Linked DNA regions of Homo sapiens: region 2 is linked to region 1. A link is a contact called in ENCODE Hi-C or POLR2A ChIA-PET data. All regions are on one chromosome and are shown on one strand. The core of a region is the stretch at or near the end of the contact, and the rest is flanking DNA. Distances in the headings are between cores, read along the strand shown. Region 1 overlaps SMG9 (SMG9 nonsense mediated mRNA decay factor). Region 2 holds the start of ZNF428 (zinc finger protein 428).

What was found. Hi-C counts contacts between places; a loop is a spot of excess contacts on that map. ChIA-PET counts read pairs that join two places held with the same protein, here RNA polymerase II (POLR2A). Pooled maps may share reads with other maps.
Region 2: a loop to region 1 is called in a pooled map, with 3 times the contacts of the local background. The contact joins the promoter of ZNF428 here to the enhancer-like site in region 1. A Hi-C loop is called at or near these places in 1 of 37 single-sample maps with no recorded cell type and 2 of 50 pooled maps. POLR2A ChIA-PET finds 5 or more read pairs at or near these places in 5 of 52 experiments (GM10248, PC-9, Panc1 and 2 more).

What each region holds. Positions count from the first base shown.
Region 1 is chr19:43,725,512-43,728,211 of GRCh38, reverse strand. SMG9 (SMG9 nonsense mediated mRNA decay factor) reads left to right here. Exons shown (of 14, transcript NM_019108.4): 14 at 1-229. Among named protein-coding and RNA genes, the nearest start is that of IRGC, 11 kb to the right of the region's middle. Within about 2 kb of position 1,296, at least 5 of the 41 ENCODE cell types and tissues checked have a DNase peak (open chromatin) inside an H3K27ac peak, as active enhancers do.
Region 2 is chr19:43,618,310-43,621,009 of GRCh38, reverse strand. It overlaps ZNF428 (zinc finger protein 428), which reads left to right and starts at 1,381. Exons shown (of 3, transcript NM_182498.4): 1 at 1,381-1,452. LOC105372411 (a long non-coding RNA gene) reads right to left here and starts at 1,949. Exons shown (of 4, transcript XR_001753942.2): 1 at 1,378-1,949. RefSeq lists a silencer at 1,328-1,567 and an enhancer at 1,372-2,022.

The sequences.
Region 1 (2,700 bases), core at 47-2,546:
CCCTCCCGCCAGGCCCCACCTCCAACAGTGGTGACTACAAACTACAAGTTGACATGAGATCTGGTGGGGACACAGATCCAAACCATATCAGTGCCTGACCTATGCTGAGCCTCAATAAATGTTAAATGCCACCATCATCCACAGGTGCCAGGTCTGCATTGGGCACATAGCATTTTGCAATCCTCTAACTTTGCAAATAAATGAGCCAATACATACTCTTTCTCCTTAATGCAAGCGATTGGTCTCTATCACCAGTGACTGAGAAGTGCCGACTGTTAGGGAATGGCAGCTAAAAAGCATTATTTCACTACAAAGTCTAGTTCAGTCATGCGCTGGTACCGGGGGTGACCTCTTTTCCCACTCTGGGCCTCTGCTGGAAGACGAAGGGGAAGGGGTGGGCAGTATCTCAAGGGTCCAGGCTCTCCTTCTCTGCCACCAGTACCCCAGAGCATGTCCCTGACCTTCCAGCTACTGTTGACAGCCATCCAGGATCTGGCTGAGCCCACTCTCCTCAGAGAAGGTGCTGGGGTGGCAGCTTTGGGGGTGGCAAACTCCATCTTGGAGCAGAGGAAGGAGAAACGCCCTGCTGCAGGATCTCGCGAGCCAGCTGGGCATGGCCGGTGGTCAAATGCTCTGATGCAATGATAATGAGGATGTAACGGTCCAGCAGCACCTGCTGGAGGTACTTGTCAGCCTAAAAAGTGGGCGTGCCTATGCCTGGCCGGTCTGATGATGACCGTGGGTGCGGGTAGGGTGTAGGGTCCACAGCCATTTCTATCACAGCCATGCAGGCTGAGTTAGGGTCTTTATTTCGTAGCCTCTCATGATATTGACAGGTCAACTTGCCTGAGCCTGTGCCCTTGGTAGTGCCAGCGTGCAGCCTGCATTCTCCCGTGAACAAAGTGTGGCCTGCAACTTGGCAGCAACTGCTGGCAGATTCCCCATCTTGCGGGCCTCCGTCAGAGCCCTGGCTGCCTCTCACGACAGCATCAGTATCTTGAACTGGCTGAGGGCTGGCTGGGCTGTACTTGCCATGGGTTGCCTGACCCCTAGTTCTCCAGCTTCAGAACGTGGTGACCCTTAGCAGAACAGGGGAGGGAGTATTTTCACCCTGAGTTACCCATTCTCCAATCCCTCTGCATGCCTGTCATAAATGTGTTACAATATACTTGCTGCCTTGGCATCCACTTTTAGGCCTGACATACATTGTTTGAAACTCAACGAAACCTCATCACCTTGGCCTAGTAAAACTTCCCCTTCCCCTTGTGGCTTGCAGTTTAGCCCACTTGTTCCTCATCTCACCAATCCAAAATCCAACAACATCCTACAGTGGCTGACCATGGCCCTATGGGATGGTCAACATCAGAGCGATGTAAATAAGTTCCCCCTTCAAGCGTGTTTTCTTTAAAATAGCCAATCCACAACCACCATGGGAAAGCCTAAGGGAATACAGGCATAGGCCCACAGGTTGTTTTTTTTTTTTTTTTGAGACGGAGTCTAGCTCTGTTGCCCAGGCTGGAGTGCAGTGGCGCAATCTCGGCTCACTGCAACCTCTGGCCTCCCGGGTTCAAGTGATTCTCCAGCCTCAGTCTCCCGAGTAGCTGGGATTACAGGTGCCCGCCACCACCCCTGGCTAATTTTTTGTATTTTTAATAGAGATGGGGTTTCACTATATGTTGGCCATGCTGGTCTCGAACTCTTGACCTCAGGTGATCCACCCACCTTGGCCTCCCAAAGTGCTGGGATTACAGGTGTGAGCCACTGCACACAGCTCTCCATGACTGTTTGACACTATCTTTTGATTCCCTAAAAAATGTTTACAAGAATTTCCGCTAGATAATGCTGAACTGGCTGAACTATGGATATAGATGGATCGTATCTGAAAGATGACAATGGTAAAAACTGTGTAAGATATGTAGTTACCACTTCCTTCGAAGTTGCTGAAGCCGCCCCTTACCTGTGGCTACTTTTTTTTTTTTCTTTTGAGATGGAGTCTTGCTCTGTTGCCCAAGCTGGAGTACAGTGGCGCAATCTCAGCTCACTGCAACCTCTGCCCACTGGATTCAAGCAATTTTCCTGCCTCAGCCTCCCGAGTAGCTGGGATTACAGGCACCCACCACCATGCCCAGCTAATTTTTTTGTATTTTTAGTAGAGACAGGGTTTCGTCATGTTGGCCAGTCTTCCTGAACTCCTGACCTCAAGTAATCTGCCTACCTCGGCCTCCCAAAGTGCTGGGATTACAGGTGTGAGCTGCTGCGCCTGGCCCCTGTGGCTACTTTTGCACGAAAAGCTAAACTCACTGCCCTTGCTGGCCTCCTCGTGAAAGGGCAATCTGTTACTCTATACAGATAGTAGATATGCCTTTGGGGTTGCTCCTGATTTTGGACTGCTATGGAAATGAAGGGGTTTACTCACGTCCACTGGAGGTCAAATTAAAAATGGATCCTATGTACGGGACTTACTGGATGCCATCCAGCTGCCAGCTGCCTTGGCTATTATGGAAACTCCCGGACATTCAAGGTTAACCTCTGCGGAAGCTAGAGGAAACAGTCTTGGCTGATAATGCCGCAAAGGATGCTGCTGTTAAAGGTTCGGTTCCTCAAATCTCTCTTGAGGCCCAGCTAAAAGAGCCACCAAAAGGTGATCTAAAAATGATTACCAAAGATGCACAAAATTGGGCACCAGAAACGGAAGAACAA
Region 2 (2,700 bases), core at 132-2,631, 110 kb after region 1:
ATGGCCAATCCCGATTTATCCATAACTCCAGTCAAATGTGTAAGTGCTATTATGGAGAGATCAGGAAAAGCCTCTCAGATTGACATCTGTACCAAGATATGAATGGTGAGCACAAGAGTAGGTATTCAAAGGTCAGAGGGAAAAGCATTTTCAGGCGGAGGGAACGGCAAGAGCAGAGGCCCGAGCTGGTAAAGAGTTTGGGGTAAGGTGGAGCTGGACAGAAATGGAGGGAGGAGGAAGTAGGTGGGGTCAGAAAGATAAGCACGGCCAGACCAGGTGTATAGCCCTGAGGCCATGATAAAGATTTTTGGATTTTTTTTTTTTCCTAATGGGATCCCTTTGGGGGAGTTTTAAGCCAGAATGTGACAAAGTCACTTACAGGAAGACTGGAATGTAGCCATAGTTGAACTCTAACATCGTCTATAGAACCATTTCCCGTCTCCAGTTAGGTTCTAGGCATACTAAGCTGCTCTTGCTTCCTCAATCAAAACATGCGCTTCTATTTTTTTTTTTTTTTTTTTGGCCTCTGGGCCTTGGCGCTTGCAGTTCATTCTGCCAGACCCATTCCCATTCTAGTTGGCTCCTATTCGTACTTGGCTTAAGGATCACCACCTCCTGGAAGTCTTTCTAGAACCAGAGGCCGGGGCAAGCGCCTCTTAGGCTCCCACAGCCCCCTGTGTTCCTCACTCCAGGTCTGACCTTCTGGGTAGTAGTTGTCTAATTAGGTGCGTATCTCCTTCGACTGGGGTGCCGTGAGTACAGGAGTATGGTTCACTGCAGAAACCACAGAATCCGCCAGCATGGGGCCTGACACCTAGGAGATCAATAAACCTTTATCCTGGTTGGGAGGGGTCCTGGCCCTCGTGCCCTCTCTCAGGATGCAAACTGATCCCCTACGAAGACAAGGCTACCCACTTCGCGTCAGTCTGCAGTCCCTGCGCGCATGCGCTTTGCTCAGGTTGCCCCCGCCATATGCTAATCACTGCGCTCTGGAGTAAGGCCCCTCCGGGGAATATGCAAATCACTCCTTCCAGTGCGGGAGGCCTTTCATTGTCCCGCGCTAGGATTATGCAAATAAGCAGGCCTCGGGCCCAGGATCCAGTCCGAACTAGCGCCCTCCACCCCCAGCGCATCCCAGTTTTGTAAGGCGCGTTCCTGCCCCGCACACGCACGCGCGAACCCTTCAGCTTCTTGTTCCTTTGGGCCGCGGGCTGTACCAAGTAAACCCAGGCAGCGAGGGGCAAAGCACGGCGCCCCCCGCGCGGGTCTCGTCGACGGCCCGACGCGCATAGCCCCTCTTCCCACAGCGCTACAGGACTAGTCCGTCTCGCCGCGCAAGCGCCCTAGGCTCTTCACGCCCCCTGCGCGCTGTCCTACCCTACTTGCGACGCAGGCGCAGAGGCTGGGCGTGCAGCCGCCGCCGCAGAGCCGGAGCGGGGGCCGCCGGCGCCGGTGAGTGTCCCGGGCAGGGGTGCGCGAGGCATGCCGGGAAGCGGGCGCTACGGCCCCGCTGCATGATGGGAGCGACGACTCCCGTCACCGGGGAGCCGGCGGTCTGGGGCCGTGGTGACCCGAGGGCTTCTTTTTCTCCCCCTACGCGTTTGTGCCGCCCTGGGGCATCCTGGGAGAACCGAGCGCTCCGCCTTGAAGCGCTGTGGGAGTCGGTCCGCTAGTCGTAGGCCTGGTGCATCCTGGGAAAGAGTGTCCCAGATCCTTGTCGAGACCGGTTCCTTTTATCCCACACCTGCCGCTGACCGTCCTGGAGGCTTGGAGCGCTTCCACACGGGGAGTCTGGGAAGGTGGTCGCTATAGGCCTAAGGCATCCTGGGAAGAACTGCCACAACGAATTGTGGGAACTGGCCGTTATTGTCCCGTAGTGGAAGGTTTTGCCCTGGTCTCTTTGCTCGAGCATTGGAACGGGTGCCTATTGTGTTCACGCGGGGCATCTTGGGAATTGACTGCTATAGGCCCAGGGCATTGTGGGGTCTCCAGCACTGTGTTTGCCTTTCAGTTTGGCTGCCATAGGCGTGGTAGGAGTGGGACTTGTGAACCAAGGGATGGCCCTACCTGACGTCTGGAATACTCTGGAAGGGGCCTTGTGTGACGTGGGCTTGGAAAAGTGTAGGCTGATGGGCATTGTCTCCTGGTAACTTCAGGGAATGTCTTGATTGTCCCAGGTGTGTGGTTGCCGTATAAAATATACAATGTCTAGTTAAATTTGAATTTCAGATAAACAATTATATCCAAAAGATACAACCTTTTAGAAAAGTATGTCCCAAATATCACATGGAACATAGCTATATTAATTCTTTGGGCTAGTTGCAGTGATACCAATACTTTGGGAGGCTAAGGCAGGAGGATCGCTTGAGACCAGGAGTTCAAGACCAGCCTGGGCAATATAGTGAGACCCCCGTCTCTACAAAAAAAAAAAAAAAAAAAAAAAGTAAAAATTAAGCCTGGCATGGTGGCGCATACCTGTAGTCCCAGCTGCTCTCCTAGGGGCTAGTAGGGTACCTTGAGCACAGGAGTTTGAGGTTACAGTGAGCTAACCTCCCAACCTGGTTATGGGGGAGTACATGAGTTAAGGCCTGGAAGCCCCTTTCCTACAGATCACCCTACTGCACTCCAGCCTGGGCAACTGAGCGAGACCCTGTCTCTTAAAAAATATAAATAAGTAGGCTGGGCGCGGTGGCTCACGCC